2 separate regions of the Homo sapiens genome follow, and region 2 is linked to region 1. A link is an interaction called in ENCODE POLR2A ChIA-PET data of the cell type or tissue named here. Cell type or tissue: OCI-LY7. All regions are shown on one strand. Links, peaks and the distances in the headings refer to the core of each region. The heading gives the core; the rest is flanking DNA.

Region 1 (8,108 bases), core at 1,630-6,629:
TTACAGGATCGTGCAGCCATCATCATATTCTAGTTTTAGGACATTTTCATCACCTTAAAAGAAACCCTGGACCCTTTGGCTGTTACCCCCCTGCCACCCTTCTTCTCATCCCCTGGCCACAAGGAATGTTCTCTCTGTCTGTCAATCGGCCCATTGTGGCGATTTCCCGTCAGTGGAATCCTGGGCTGTGTGGCCTGGCTTCTCATGTGGGGCATGTTAGGAGGGCTTGCCCTGTTGTTGCCTGGACCCATGCTCCCTGCCTTCCGTGGCTCACTCTTGTTGCCCTCTGCTCCCTCATAAGGGCTGATAAGCACCTCACCTTTTGTAGCTGGTAGGGGGCTTTATAAAGGGCAATGTTGCTGCCAGCCCAGGGATCTGGGCAGGGAGGAGGTGACAGCACGGGGACAGAGGAAACGGGGAAGGACTCTCCCCTCTGTGGGGAGACCACACTGTGTTCATCCCTTTCTGTTGAGGGTACCTGGGTCACCTCCACCTTTTGGGGATTGTGAAGTGTGCTACTATGAACGTGCTTGTGCGGGGGTTTGTGTGGAGGCCTGTTTCATTTCTCTTGGGTATATTCCCAAGGTTGCTGCTGGGGGCTGTTGGAGGAGCTGCCAGCCTGTTTCTACCACAGCTGCCCCATCTCACATTCCCACGTCCTAAGCATGTTATTGGTCGGCTTTGCCTTGAGCACTGGAACAAACCACCCTGTTGGCAGGTGTGCCTTTTGCTGAACCCATTCTCTACAGATGTTAGGATCTCTTACTGCAAAGGAGATCCTGACACAAGAGCCGGGGGACCCTTGCCTGCCCATGAGGCCTGAGTAGTGGCAGGGTCACCAGCTGACGGCGACAGTGACTCCTGGAATTGGAAGACGGAGCCAGCGGGGCAGGGTGGGGGGTCAGGGGGTGGAGAGGAGAGTCAGCTTCAGCAGAGAAGGCTCTGAAAGGTCATCTGGTCTCAATGGTTGGAGTCCGTCCTGTTGCAGAGCTTGCTCAAAGCTGTACTGGAGCCCTGGCTTCTCGCCCACCCTTTCCCTGGCCTGGGCTGCCACTGGGCACTGCAGCCTGGACTATCTGGAGTCAGGGAGTTTATCTGGCAGGAGGCACCCATCCTCCAGAGGGGCCTGCCATCAGGTGCCCTCTGGAGAGGCTACCAGGGGCAGGGAACTGGGTCTGCTGGGTCGGCTTTTGCCTTTCAAACTTGGTAGCCACCCCCCAGTCACTCCAGGAAGAGGAAGAAGACACCTCTGAGGCTGGAGGAAAGAAATCGGGCAGAATTTACTCCCTTGCTACCAGAACTCTATGAATACCTGGCCTGTTTGTTCAAGCAGGCTTGAGCTCTGCTACCTGTGTCCCTGGTGTGCTGTGAATGGAGCACGAGACATAACACCAAGCAGGACCCATGGGGCTCTGCAGGGGAGAAGACAGACCAGGTTGTGTGTGTGTGTGTGTGTGTGTGCACTCATGTGTGCGTTCGTGCACGTGTGTAAAGAATGAGTTCTTACCACTCTAGACAATGGAGAACTAGTTTTTCTGGGCTTCGTTTTTAGTGAGTCATTGACTTCTTCCTAATCAAATGATCTATGTAGAAAAACACCAGTAGGACTGACAGATACATGGCCTATTTCTGCTAGACATATTGGGCCTACAGAAGTCCAAACCATTTCTTTTCCCCAGCAATGCCAATTAGAAAATATAATTCTGAAAAAGATGCCATTCACCACAGGAACAGAATTCATTAAGTATCTAGGAATCAACCAAAAATGTCCACTCTGATACAAGATGTGGAAGACAGTCTGAAGACGGGCAGGGCTCTGCGCGCTCCACACTCTCAGAAGCAGCGGCCTGATGTCAGGACAATGCCGAGTGTCTCCAGACGAACCCACAAATTCAACGCAATCGCAATCAAGAGTGCTTGTGGAGCTCAGCAGTGATGGAGGAGTTAAGGTCCTCAGATGGCTAGCTCAACATTAGAAAAGAAGGGCAAAGGGCGTGGGCTTGTCTTGTGAGATAGGAAGATGCCCTGCAAAGACGCAGCAATAAATGCCACGTGGCACTGGCAAGAAGAGCAACGGCCTAGAACCAAGAGCCCAGAGACATGGCCAACATTGACCCAAGTGGGAACTTAAATCCCAAAGGCAACACTGCAAATCCAATGGGGAAGGAGCATGTGGTCTGGTTGATGTTTGCTTAGCAGATAGAGGTCAGCAATGAATTTCTACACCTGTGGGTCACAGACACGGGAGGACTCCATGGATTAAAGGGCCAGATTGGAAAAGTAGAAAATCAGAAAGCCAAAAGACTGCAGAGTATCTTTAGGGCTTAAGGGCTGCAAAAGCCTTCTTAAAGAAAACTTATTTATTTAGACAGGGTCTCAACCTGTCATCCAGGCTGGAGTGCAGTGGTATAATCACAGCTCACTGCAGCCTCGAATTCCTGGGCTTAAAGGATCCCCCCACCTCAGCCTCCTGAGCAGCTAGGGCTACTGGCATGTACCAACACACCTGGCTAATTTATTTTTTTGTAGGGATAGGGTCTCGCCATGTGGTCTTGAAGTCTTGGGCTCAAGCAATCCTCCTACCTTGGCTTCCTGAAGTGCTGGGATTCTGGTTCAAACTCGCTACACATAGGGAAACCGAGGCTCTGAGGGGGGAGCACGGTGTGCGTGCACATACACACACACACAGGCACACACCTGGTCTGTCTTCTCCACTGCAGAGCCTCACGGGTCACACGCACACACCTGGTCTGGGATTACAGGCATGAGCAACCACACTCAGCTAAGAAAACTTTAGAAGCCAAAATTACTAGCTCAAAAAACTGTAGGGGGCAAAGTCCACGGAGAGCTGATAGAAAGGAAGAAGAGATTTGCAATGTCTGAAGCCCACAAAGGTCGATGTCTAGAGCTAAGGCATGAGCAGTGAAAGGCAGCAGTTCCCGCAGAGAAAGCTAGGAAGGAGCAGTTTACTCGGGCAGCAGTTACGTTGTCCACTGTGAAGCTCATGAGCACCAGCAAGATGTTCCAAATCCCGGGCACACTCAGGAAGCAGGAGCGTGCAAAGAGTCGGTGGGAAAATGTAGAAACCAGCACCGGGCCGGGCGGGGTGGCTCATGCCTGTAATCCCAGCATTTTGGGAGGCCGAGGCGGGTGGATCACGAGGTCAGGAGATCGTGACCATCCTGGCTAACACAGTGAAACCCCGTCTCTACTAAAAAATACAAAAAATTTAGCTGGGCATGGTGGCAGGTGCCTGTAGTCCCAACTACTCAGGAGGCTGAGGCAGGAGAATGGCGTGAACCCGGGAGGCGGAGCTTGCAGTGAGCCGAGATCGCACCACAGCACTCCAGCCTGGGCGACAGAGCGAGACTCTGTCTCAAAAAAAAAAAAAAAAAAAAAAAAAAACAGCCAGCACGGCCCCCACTGGAGCACAGCCTTTCTATACAGTCCAGTTTTACTGCTCGAAGTCCCCACCTTGGTGTGAGCCAGGAGGACTCTGACACAGGTTCCGTCGGGGGCGGGTAGGGGGGGGAGGCGGCGATTGGGGGCGGGGGTGGCACTGCAGCATTGGCGCTGGGAGTGAAGGTAGGCTTACAGGCCACCTGGGTCACCCAGTAGGTGCAGCCCGGGGAGTGTGGCACGGCTGTGGAAAGCGTCGGGCTGAATGCAGATGCACCAGGATGGGTGATGGTAAAAGTCACACGTGCATGATGCAAATTCGGTGGAGGAAGTAATGTTCAGAGCCAGGTGCCACAGATGCCATTTACCTAAGTTAAAAATACACACACACAGATTCATTTTGAAAGAACATGGTTAAAATAAAAAGCTATGCACTAAACACAAGAAAGTGTTGTTTAGGCATGGAGGAGAGGCAGGGAAAGAGAAGGAGTGTGGGATAAAGGGAGAGGGAGAGAAAGGAGTCTGTGGGGACGCGGCACTGGTGGATAATGGTGCCTACCCCGGCCCCAGGCCTTTCGAGGTTGGATTTTTGGCTTCTCTGGTGTCCGCTGGTGTTTGCAGAGCCCCAGAACATCCTCGCACCCTGCTCTCTGCAGCAGCATTCCCCCCAAGCACACCTACCAGGAGGTGGGGAAAGCAAATCTACCCACTCTTCCCTGGAGACCCGAGGAGGACTGGCATTCCATCCAGGTGGCTCCCTTTGCTGGAAGAACCCTTGGGAGGACTATGGCCATTTGTCTGGGAGATGGAGCAAAGGGGAGGAAGGCCAAGAGAAACCATTGCTTGGACCTAGGGACACGGGGAGAGGGGAGGGAGAAGACTGCTCTGTGCAGTACGACTCTCCCTCAACTCAGCATGACTGTCCCCCAAACTCAGCACCACTACTCCCTGCTCTTGGCATGACTGTCCCAACTCTCAGCAGGGCTGTCTCTCCCTCTCAGCAGAAGGGGCTGCAGCTCTCACCTGCCCTTATTGGCATGGCCTGCCAGGAGCTGGTCCAAGGTCCCGCATCCCAGGTGGGGAGAGCCCCGGTCTGTGTGGACCCACAGTCCCTGCTCCTCACACAGGCATGGGGCTGCTGGGAGGCCTCCCACTCAGGGGGATAACAGGTGCTCAATAAACCTCATGCTCCCAGGCTGGGGCCTGATGCCTGAGTCAGGAGGCAGGGGTGGCCTGGGCTGTCCTGAGGACTGGACGAGGTGGGATATTGGTGAGGAAGAGGTAGTGAGGGGTCAGGCTGGGTCAACTCCGTGAGCTGCTGGGTCCCTGCCCAGGGGTTGGGGATGGAATAATTCCATGGGTCTTCCGAAAACCCCTGTCCTGGAGCCGGCACATGGTGACAGAGCGTGCCTCTCTGGAGAAAAGAATGAGGAACCTAGGGCAGGAATGGGGCTAGTCAGCCACAAGGAGGAAGCAGGGGCAGAAGTGGGGCTAGTTAGCCACAAGGAGGAAGCAGGGCCGTGTGTCCTGAGGTTGAGGAGAGGAAGCCCATGGGTGTGGACGCATCTGGCATTGCTCAAGGAAAGTCCTGGATTCCTCTTCCCCCCAATAAGAAATAACCAAACAGAGGTGGAGCAGGCAGCCCTTGGTCCCTTTCCTGGGGTCTGGGCTCTGGTTTGACTCGGCAGAGAACCTCTCCCCAGCGGCAGGGCTGCAGGCACAGTCTGTCCTCACAGCCAAGCAAAGGTGCCCTCTGCTTCCTCACAGGACCCTAAAGAGTAATGTGTGGAGGGCCCCACCGGGTCCAGCCAGGCGAGCTGTCCATCTTCCCACCACCAGCCAGACACGATAAGCAGAAAATGAGGGGGCGTGTCCCAACAGAGGGACGGGGATAGCCCAGCCCAGGGGATACGCCTGGGCTCGACACTGGTTCCAACCCCCACTCCGGAGGGAGCCAACTGCCCTGTGGCAGCTCTGGTGCCTGGAGGAGCCAGGTCTCTGGGTGGGTGAAGGGGACACAGCTGCTGCTCTCAGGTGCCCACTGGGGCCGGTGGGTCCTGGAAAGCTCCACCAGCAATGGTGGCACATTTTAAGGAGAACCTGGCTCTAGGTGTCACTCTAAGTCGGTTCCTGACTCCACGGCTCTCCGCTGGGCTTTTGGTGATGTTGCTTCACCTGCTGAGGCCATAACTTGGACATCTACCCCCAAGGTCTGCATTAGCAGAACTTTAGTGTTCCTTGAGACTCTTGCTCAGGAAGATGAAACTTGCAAAGGACTTCATTGCTCATTGCAGGAATCTCCCTAAAGACCCTGTATTAGTCAGGGTTCCCTAGAGGGACAGAACTAATAGATGTATATATGAAGGGGAATTGATTAGGAGAATTGACTTACGCGATAACAAAGTGAAGTCCCACCATAGGCCATCTGCAAGTTGAGGAGCAAGGAAGCCAGTCTGAGTCCCAAAACCTCAAAAGTAGGGAAGCCGACAGTGCAGCCTTCAGTCTGTGGCCAAAGGCCTGAGAGCCCCTGGCAAACCACTGGTGTAAGTCCAAGAGTCCAAAAACTGAAGAACTTGAGTCTGATGTTCGAGGGCAGGAAGCATCGAGCACAGGAGAAAGATGAAGGCTGGAAGACTCAGAAAGTCTAGTCCTTCCATCTTCTTCTGCCTGCTTTATTCTAGCCGCGCTCATAGCTGATTAGATGGTGTCCATCCAGATTGGGGGTGAATCTGCCTCTCCCTGTCCACTGACTCAAACGTTACTCTCCTCTACCAACTCCGTCACAGAAACACCCAGGAACAATACTTTGCATCCTTCAATCTAATCAAGTTGACACTCAGTATTAATCATCACAAGTCCACCCCCTGTCAACTTGAACCCATACACATTCTCCTGGTATCATATGTAATTTTCAAATAAAGACAATAATAAAGTCATAATTACACCTAACATAATATAGCTGTCCTTCGTACAACTGGAAGCACACTAATCCTTAACCTAAATGATATTATATAAAGTTAACAACACTTAAATGTTGATATGAAGTCAATAAATCTTATGTCACATGGTAGAAGGAAAAAGAAGAAATAAAGTGAAGATATTTTCTTAGTACAAGGGTATACATGCACAAACATATTCCTAATAAAATAAGGAGGAAATACTCATGACAATTACAGTCCTCATTTCTGCACCTAGTCACGTGGTTGTAGCTGGTACTGATGACTACCTTCTTCTACTACCTGTTCTGTATTCCCTTTGCCTTCAGCAGGCACCTCAGCGGGTTGTGGTTCTTATTTTTTATTTATTTATTTTTGAGACGGAGTTTCACTCTTGTTGCCCAGGCTGCAGTGCAATGGTGTGATCTCGGCTCACTGCAATCTCCACCTCCCAGGTTCAAGCCATTGTCCTGCCTCAACCTCCTAAGTAGCTGGGATTACAGGCATGCGCCACCATGCCTGGCTAATTTTTCGTATTTAGTAGAATCAGGGTTTTGCCATGTTGGTCAGGCTAGTCTCGAACTCCTGACCTCAGGTGATCCACCCACCTCGGCCTCCCAAAGTGCTGGGATTACAGGCATGAGCCACCGCACCTGGCCTGGGTTATGGTTTTTTACCTGGTGGAGTGACTCAATCCTTCATTCCTGAAGGGTCTGGGCCAACTGGAGTCCTGCCTGGACTGGGCTGTTGTAGTTTCCCATTGACCTTAATTACAGGGCAGGAGGTCCCATTGACCTTAATCACAGAGGAGACACCCTAAGAAATCTGTACTCCATGCATACTCTTCCTTACCTCCGCTGTGGAGCAGTAGACTGACTTTATCTCGATGGTCTGGGTCAATCACCCCAGCCAACACTGTAACTCCCTTCTTAGGCTGTTGACTTAGAGGCAGGAGGAGGTCCTGTCCCAAAGTGTCCAGATGGCAATCTTAACTTCCAGTTTAATGGAATCATTGTGGTGTCTCCTGGTGGCAGCGTTCCTCCCTCTGGAACTAAGACCTCTAGGCCAGCAGAACATAATGTTGCGGGAACAGAAAGCAAACATTTTGCTAGTGGGTCACTAGGGGTGATGGTGAGTGGTGCCACTTCCACTTCCACTGCTTGATTCCTGGAGCCATGAATCCTGGCTATGGGGAAAATAGTATCATATATTTGATGCAGGTTCAGAGCATACACAGCCTCCTGGAGAACTTTGCCCCAGGCTTGCAAAGTATTGTCACCTAGCTGGCGTTGTAATTGTGATTCCGAAAGGCCATTTCACCATTCTTTTTTTTTTTTTTTTTTTTTTTTGAGACGGAGTTTTGCTCTTGTTGCTCAGACTGGAGTGCAATGGTGCAATCTTGGCTAACCACAATCTCTACTTCCCGGGTTCAAGCGATTCTCCTGTCTCAGCCTCCTGAGTAGCTGGGATTACAGGTGCATGCCACCATGCCCGGCTAATTTTTGTATTCTTAGTAGAGACAGGGTTTCATCATATTGGTCAGGCTGGTCTCCAACTCCTGACCTCAGGCGATCCGCTCACCTTGGCCTCCCAAAGTGCTGAGATTACAGGCGTGAGCCACCGCGCCTGGCCCATTTCACCATTCTATCAATCCAACTACTTCAGGACAATGGGGAACATGGTAAGACCAGTGAATTCCATGAGCAGGAGCCCACTGCCACACTTCTTTAGCTGTAAAGTGAGTGCCTTGGTCAGAGGCAATGCTGTGTGGAA
Region 2 (7,461 bases), core at 1,788-6,787, 60 kb after region 1:
ACCTGTAACTACTGCCAACTACTTAGGAAGCTGAGGCATGAGCATCACTTGAACCCGGGAGGTGGAGGTTGCAGTGAGCTAAGATTGGGCCACAGCACTCCACCCTGGGTGACAGAGCAAGATCCTATATCAAAAAACAAAAAACAAAAACAAAAAAAAACAAAAAACAAAACAAACAAACAAACAAAAAAAAAGTTCTGCCATTTAAAAGACTGTGTTAAGGGAATAAAAAGAAAGCCACAGTTCAAATGAAAATCCCAGCAGCTCTGTTTTATTACAAATTGAAGCTGATTTGTACCCAGGGCTGCTGGGATTTTCATTTAGACTGCATTGCATCTGCAGATCAATGTCAGGAGAATAGGCAGCTTAACATCGTCGACTCTTCCTAGCCACAGACTCAGAGAATATATTTGCAAATCATATGTTGTAGGCTGAAGAATGGCCCCCAAGGCCATCAACCGTACATGGCAAAATGCAAATGAGATGAAGGGTCGTGACACGGGGAGATGATCCTGGCCTCTCTGAGTGGGCCTGGTGTAATCCCAAGGGTCCTTCTAAATGGGGAGCAGTAGAGTTAGGGTCAGGGAGGAAAAGGAGGCAATGAGGACAGAAGCCAAGATTGGAGACATACTCTTTGCAGATGAAGGGAGGGGCCATGAGTTGTTACGCAGCAGCCTCTAAAAGCTGGAAAAGACAACGAAGCAGATTCTCCCCAGAAGCCTCCAGAAGGAACCCAGCCCTATCAACAACTTGATTTTAGGCTTCTGACTTCCACAACTGTAAAATAATAATTTTGTGTGATTGTAAGCCTCTAAGTTTGTGGTAATTATCTTACAGCAGCAATAGGCTCTCATGCATCACATACATTTGATAAAGGGGTGGTACTCGGAACACAGAGATAACTCTTCAAACTCAGTAAAAAAAAAAACTAACCCTCCAATTAAAAAAAAACAGGCACACAATGTGAAAGGATGCTTCACTGAAGAAGATGTGCGGATATAGCAAATAAGCCCATGAAAAGATGCTCAACGTCATCAGTCATAAGGAAAACGGGAACAAAACGTGATGAGACGTCACCACACCCCTGTGAAATTGGTTCAACCTAAGAGGACTGACGGTACCCAGTGCTGACAAGGATGTGGAGGACCCGCTTCTCTTGCACTGCTGGATTAAGCGGTGCAGCCTTTTTGGAAAACTGCTTTGCAATTTGGAAAAAGTTAAAAACATACCCACTGATATGGTTTGGCTGTGTCCCCACCCAAATCTCACATTGTAGCTCCCATAATTCCCATGTGTCATGGGAGGGACCCGGTAGGAGGTAACTGAATCACGAGGGCGGGTCTTCTCGTGCTGTTCTCGTGATGGTGAACAAGTCTCACGAGATCTGATGGTTTTATAAAGGGGAGTTCCCCCGCACCACGCTCTCTCTTGTCTGCTGCCCGGCGAGACGTGACTTTGTTCCTCCTTTGCCTTCTGCGATGATGGTGAGGCCTCCCCAGCCACGTGGAACTGTGAGTCCATTAAACCTCTTTCCTTTATAAATTACCCAATCTTTACGAGCAGTGTGAGAACGGGCTAATACACCTATCGTACAATCCAGCCATTTCCAAGCCTGGATATTAACCCGAGAGAAATGAAACCATATATCTACACAAAGACCTGTGCACAGAGATTCATAGCAGCCTGGTTTGTCATGGCCCCACCTGGAAGCAACCTAAATGTCCATCAACACCTGAATGGATACATAGCTGTGGTCTATCCACACACAGAGTATGACTCTGCTGATCGGATACACAGCTGTGGTCCATCCATCCACGGGGTACGACTCCGCTGAATGGATACACAGCTGTGGTCCATCCACACACGGGGTACGACTCCGCTGAATGGATACACAGCTGTGGTCCATCCACACACGGAGTATGACTACAGTGAAAGGAAACAAACTGCTGTGCACAGTACAACATCATGACCCTTAAAATAGGTCTGCCGGGGGGAGGAAGACAGGCAGCAGAGAGTGGATAGGATGTGATTTCACTCGTAAAAAATCTTAGGAAAATAAGCTATAGTGACAGAGAAAAGCACAGATGTTGCCTGGGGACACGATAAGTGGGGCCGGGTGGGGGTGGGTGGGATTGCAACGAGGAAGCTTCTGGGGGTGACAGATCTGTTCCTTGTCTCAATTGTGGTGCTGGTTTCACGGGTGCATCCTCTGTCAAACTACTCAAGTTGTGCACTTCAAAGCCATGTAGCTTATTCAATGTCAAGTACACCCCTCTAGGCTCTTAGAAAAGAAAATCCTGTGGGACCCAGAGCATAAGCTTTCCGATGGCTCTTTCCTCTCGGGTAAGGGGCAGCCAGGACTCCTGCCCATCCCAGTCCACCTCCCCACAGACCCACATCCTCCCTCTCAGCACCGGGTCCTAGAAGGAGCTCGGCAGGGGCCGGGCAGGGAGCCCAGTGCCCACTCTACACAGCTCCCTGGTCCCGAAGGGTCTGGGGCCCCAGAGCCAGAGAGGGGTGAAGAACAGAGGACTAGGTGTGGGCTCAGCGTGCGGTCACAGGGGAGTGAGCACGCAGCGGCGGCACAGCCCAGCCCCGCTCCTCTCCACTTCCTGCCCTTTTCCTGGTCAGGATGATGATATGACCTGACAGGTGGGACCCGCGAGATGCCAGGCATGAGCCCCCCATCCAACTGTCGAGAAGGAGGACACAGGGACAGCCCAAACAGTGGCCCCCAGACCAGGATGCAGTCACAGATCCCAGAAACCACAGGCCCCGAAAACCACACTCAGTGGCCAAGCCGCGGGAATCCATGGCAGAGACAATTCATTCCACCAGTCCTCAGCGCCGATCCTGGAATATTGCCCTGCCTGATTGGGATCACACGTTGAGTAAATTGTAGAAGAGTGGTAACAGTAATAAAACCCAGGCCTGCCCACTCAGGGGCTTTCGTAGCGCTCAATCAACCAATCAATCAATAAGTACAAGGCATATTAGAAAACAAAAGACACTTTGGGCAAGGAAACCAAAACCTGAGGGGCTGTACCATGTCGGCCGTGCTGGCAACGAGGTCGCCTGACTCTGGGGTCAGAGGGCAGCGCCTCTGGGTGGAGAATGGAGAGAGGGCACCGCCGAGCCCAGTGCTGGTGTTGGGGGAGACCTGTGCAGTGAGGATTCTGACCCGCTTAAGGGAGGAGGCTCTGAGTGCACAAGCTGCCTTCTGCCAGCTTCCCTCCCACCTCCCTCCCACCCCACCTTCGTCCTAAAACCTCTCCCTCTTCTGGGGCTCAGTGTCATCTCCCCTCCCCTGGGAGCATCTGACGACTCAGAGTCTGGGGGCTTATACTGTGCTCTCCGTGTCCCCCTTCCTTCATCACAGTGGAGTGGCTGTGCGGTCAGTGGTGGGCTGGCTGTCCCCCCGCAGGGCCGGGCTCTGTGCTCAGGGCAGGGTCTCCTTTGCTCACCGTGGCTGCTTGGGGCTCAGTACAGGAGGCACCCAGGGCACCCCCCGAGGGCACTTATTGCTGCCACTCAGGCACGGCCTCCCTCCACTGAGGTAACATGGGCTTGGCCCCCCGAGGGGCACAGCTGAACTCAGAGGCCAGGTGGTGAAGGTGCAGGGAGTGGCAGGCGTCACCCTGGGGGTGAAGGCTGGGGCTGGGAACTTCTGGGCACCCCCTGGCCCTTGCCATGCCCAGGTCTACACTCGGCCCTCCCAGTGAGCCCACGGACCTCTGCACCCACACTAGGCCGGGTGGGCCAGGCTCCAGGCAGCGGAGTCGGAACCGTGGGGCTGCGAGACCTGCTGCCTCGGGGGGCAATGGCCTGGGGGCTGCTGTCTCCCACATGAAGCTGCAGCCAGCAGAACTCGGGGAAACCGGCATCCAGTGTCCCACAGAGGGGGGTTTGCCAGGTGCCACCAGCCACCTCCACATTAACTCCTTCAGGCCAGGCTGCCCCTTGGGCAGAGGAACCCTGCCTAGCCCAGGGGCTGTCCACGGAGTCTGAGAGTGGACAGGAGGACCACCAGAGTCGGATCCGATTCATCCTCTCAGGCCTGGGGCAAACCCACCCCATGTGAATGAAGCCCCCTAACAACAGGAATTTGTGGGCCCCCCCCTCCTGCAGCCATCTGTCCCCCTTATGCTGGCTATGGGTGCTTGCAGACAGTGGGAGCTCGGGAACAGTGCAGCGCCCACCTGAGGGGCCTGTTCTGTGATCACGTAGCCCTCACCTGCATCAGGAGCACCTGAGGGCAGGAGCCAAGGCTCCTCCATGCTCCCCACACCCTCTCCTGTGAGCCTCAGCCCCTCGGAGGCCTCTGCTAGAGGCTTATGGGTCCCTGCAGGTCACAGGTTGAGAAGAGTCATCTGTGAAGCAGCCGCACTGGGCCTGCCAGCATTTCCACCTGGAGAGTTGAGTCGAGCAGAGAAAAGGCAGAAGGAAGCCTCGGAGAGACTAACAGAAGCAAAAGCAAAGCCAGAGGCCTAGGGAGGGCCCTGATTTCCAGAGGCGGGGAAGGGAGCCTGCGGGGGTCTGAGCCCTCTCCGGGAGAGAGACCGAGGCTGGGGAGAACCCTCCACCCTCTGCGGGGTCTGGGCTCAGGGCAGCTGGTCCCAGGAGAGGGCCTACTTGGCTGATCAGAAGGAAAACAGGTGTTGTCAGGCCTTATGCAACCCACGGTTTTGTGGGCTCAGCTTTCTGGCTAATTCCAAGAGGAAGCGCTTGAGGGAGGAGGACCTTTCCCTCTCCCATGGGCCCAGATCCTTCTCACCCACTCGCCCCCTTCAAATCTTTGCTTTGTTCTTGATGAGGGATTCACGTGCACACAGTCACCTTTGGTACAACGTGTGAGGCTCTCATGCATGAGTCCCAAGGGACCCTAGGAGGCAGGTGGCAGGAAGCCCCGGCACGGGGGCCGAGTGGGCAGAGCAGGGGCCAGGCGGCCGGGGTCAGGTGGCTCTGAGTGCAGAGGTCGGCGAACACTCTCTGTAAAGGACTGATTAATACACAATTTAGGAGTTGCGAGTCATACGGTCTCCGTCCCAACTACTCTATTCTGCCTGGCACTTGGAAGCTTCCGGGGATGATAGAAACCAACCAGAGACAATATGGAAGCCATGGGCATGGCTGTGCCGATAAAACTTTATTCACAAACAGGCACGGTGGCCCTGCTTTGTCTTAGCCAGTGGGGAACTCCCTCAGCCCTAGGGCATCTGATCCACCCATAGGGCCAAATCACAGGGAAGCAAGGACGGATGAGCAGCACAGTGGTGTGGTCACTGGTCAGGGCAGGGCAAACGGCCATGGCATCCCACCATTGTCTGTGAGGCAAGCAAGCACTGATGGCTGCGGTGAGGGAGGCACGCTGGGGCTTCGCCTAGCCTTGCAGATGGGAGGCAGGGGGCTGGATGCTGGCACTGGGTGCAAAGCTCTGCGGGCCATGCCTATAAGGGACTGGTGGGAGCTCCCTCTTCCCATGAGGATGGGGGCCATGATCCCCACATTGCCCTCTTGGTGAGGGCTGAGGGATGCGCTCCTCCAGCCAGGGTGTGTGGAGAGAACCTCTGACCTCAGCGCCGGGCTAGGTGGGCCGCACCTTCATCTCCGACACCTTGTAGCTGTAGTTGTTCCCTTTCCCCGACTTCCAGTTGATGCCGTTTGTAAAGCTGTCACGGGCCCCCCCGAGGTAGACACCATTCAGGTGTGACAGGTGACAGCTGGCATACCACCAGGCTCCCTGATAGTGCACGGCACAGTTTTCAGCATCTCGGTCGTTGTCTTGGTCTTCGGTGGAGAAGGGGTAGTTGTTGTGGTGTGTCAGAATCACCTGCTCAGAGGGAAAAATAGGGCATTCTCCATGAAGTTCCAGGGAGCCTGGATCTGCTCCGCTGGGTCCTTGGTCTGTCCTCACCCCTCGGGCACTGGTGAGGCGGAGAGGTGATGAGGGGCAGAGACCTGGCGTTGGAGGCCACCCCGATCTAGGGGAGGCCCATGTCCTCAGTGCTGTGTGTCCTGTGGCAGATCACTTAACTCCTCTGAGCTTTGTGCTCTGGGCTGCCAAGTGGGGATAGTAACAAGGTTGTGGCCAGGGTTGGATTAGAGAATGTGCATTTTAAATCTCTTATTGTAATTTATGGCATTTAGAAAGAGCTTAATAAACAGTGGGCACTTTCAATAACTAATGACCACCAATATTTCTAAGAAACTTGGGGAATTGGGGCTGACAAAGCATTTTCCCTCCCAGACCTTGGGAATGTGGTTGTAGAATTACGGGGCTGGAAGGGGCTTTCTAGGTCCTCTGGAGAGGGGCAGTGTGGGGTCCAAGGACACAGAGCCAGGTGTGGCACAGCTGCAGCCAAACCAAGGTTGTTTACTTCTTTTTTTTTTTTTTTTAAAGTATCCCCAATTTTTTTTTTATTATAGTTTAAGTTTTAGGGTACATGGGTACAATGTGCAGGTTAGTTACATATGTATACATGTGCCATGCTGGTGTGCTGCACCCACTAACTCGTCATCTAGCATTAGGTATATCTCCCAATGCTATCCCTCCCCCCTCCCCCCACCCCACCACAGTCCCCAGAATGTGATGTTCCCCTTCCTGTGTCCATGTGATCTCATTGTTCAATTCCCACCTATGAGTGAGAATATGCGGTGTTTGGTTTTTTGTTCTTGTGATAGTTTACTGAGAATGATGATTTCCAATTTCATCCATGTCCCTACAAAGGTTGTGAACTCATCATTTTTTATGGCTGCATAGTATTCCATGGTGTATATGTGCCACATTTTCTTAATCCAGTCTATCATTGTTGGACATTTGGGTTGGTTCCAAGTCTTTGCTATTGTGAATAATGCCGCAATAAACATACGTGTGCATGTGTCTTTATAGCAGCATGATTTATAGTCCTTTGGGTATATACCCAGTAATGGGATGGCTGGGTCAAATGGTATTTCTAGTTCTAGATCCCTGAGGAATCACCACACTGACTTCCACAATGGTTGAACTAGTTTACAGTCCCACCAACAGTGTAAAAGTGTTCCTATTTCTCCACATCCTCTCCAGCACCTGTTGTTTCCTGACTTTTTAATGATTGCCATTCTAACTGGTGTGAGATGGTATCTCATTGTGGTTTTGATTTGCATTTCTCTGATGGCCAGTCATGATGAGCATTTTTTCATGTGTTTTTTGGCTGCATAAATGTCTTCTTTTGAGAAGTGTCTGTTCATGTCCTTTGCCCACTTTTTGATGGGGTTGTTTGTTTTTTTCTTGTAAATTTGTTTGAGTTCATTGTAGATTCTGGATATTAGCCCTTTGTCAGATGAGTAGGTTGCAAAAATTTTCTCCCATTTTGTAGGTTGCCTGTTCACTCTGATGGTAGTTTCTTTTGCTGTGCAGAAGCTCTTTAGTTTAATTAGATCCCATTTGTCAATTTTGGCTTTTGTTGCCATTGTTTTTGGTGT

The links. Peaks named below come from ENCODE experiments on the same cell type or tissue, not always from the same donor. Only the 100,000 strongest peaks of a DNase experiment are listed, where the experiment ranks them.
Region 2: POLR2A ChIA-PET joins it to region 1 with 5 read pairs; 2 of 35 experiments call an interaction of 5 or more read pairs at or near these places.

What each region holds. Positions count from the first base shown.
Region 1 is chr9:134,926,173-134,934,280 of GRCh38, reverse strand. No RefSeq gene overlaps it. Among named protein-coding and RNA genes, the nearest start is that of FCN1, 12 kb to the right of the region's middle. RefSeq lists enhancers at 1,185-1,244, 4,053-4,910, 4,911-5,769 and a silencer at 3,453-3,572. In OCI-LY7, for the core only: CTCF peaks have their summits at 2,582 and 2,843; DNase peaks (open chromatin) are centred at 2,780, 3,660, 4,492 and 4,890; H3K4me3 peaks cover 2,882 bases; H3K27ac peaks cover 4,146 bases.
Region 2 is chr9:134,866,599-134,874,059 of GRCh38, reverse strand. LOC101448202 (a long non-coding RNA gene) reads left to right here and starts at 1,442. Exons shown (of 2, transcript NR_103451.2): 1 at 1,442-1,511. It also overlaps a transcript of FCN2 not described here. RefSeq lists silencers at 1,091-1,291, 1,399-1,572. In OCI-LY7, for the core only: no CTCF peak of the experiment used is centred there; DNase peaks (open chromatin) are centred at 4,389, 4,869 and 5,669; H3K4me3 peaks cover 1,117 bases; H3K27ac peaks cover 2,004 bases.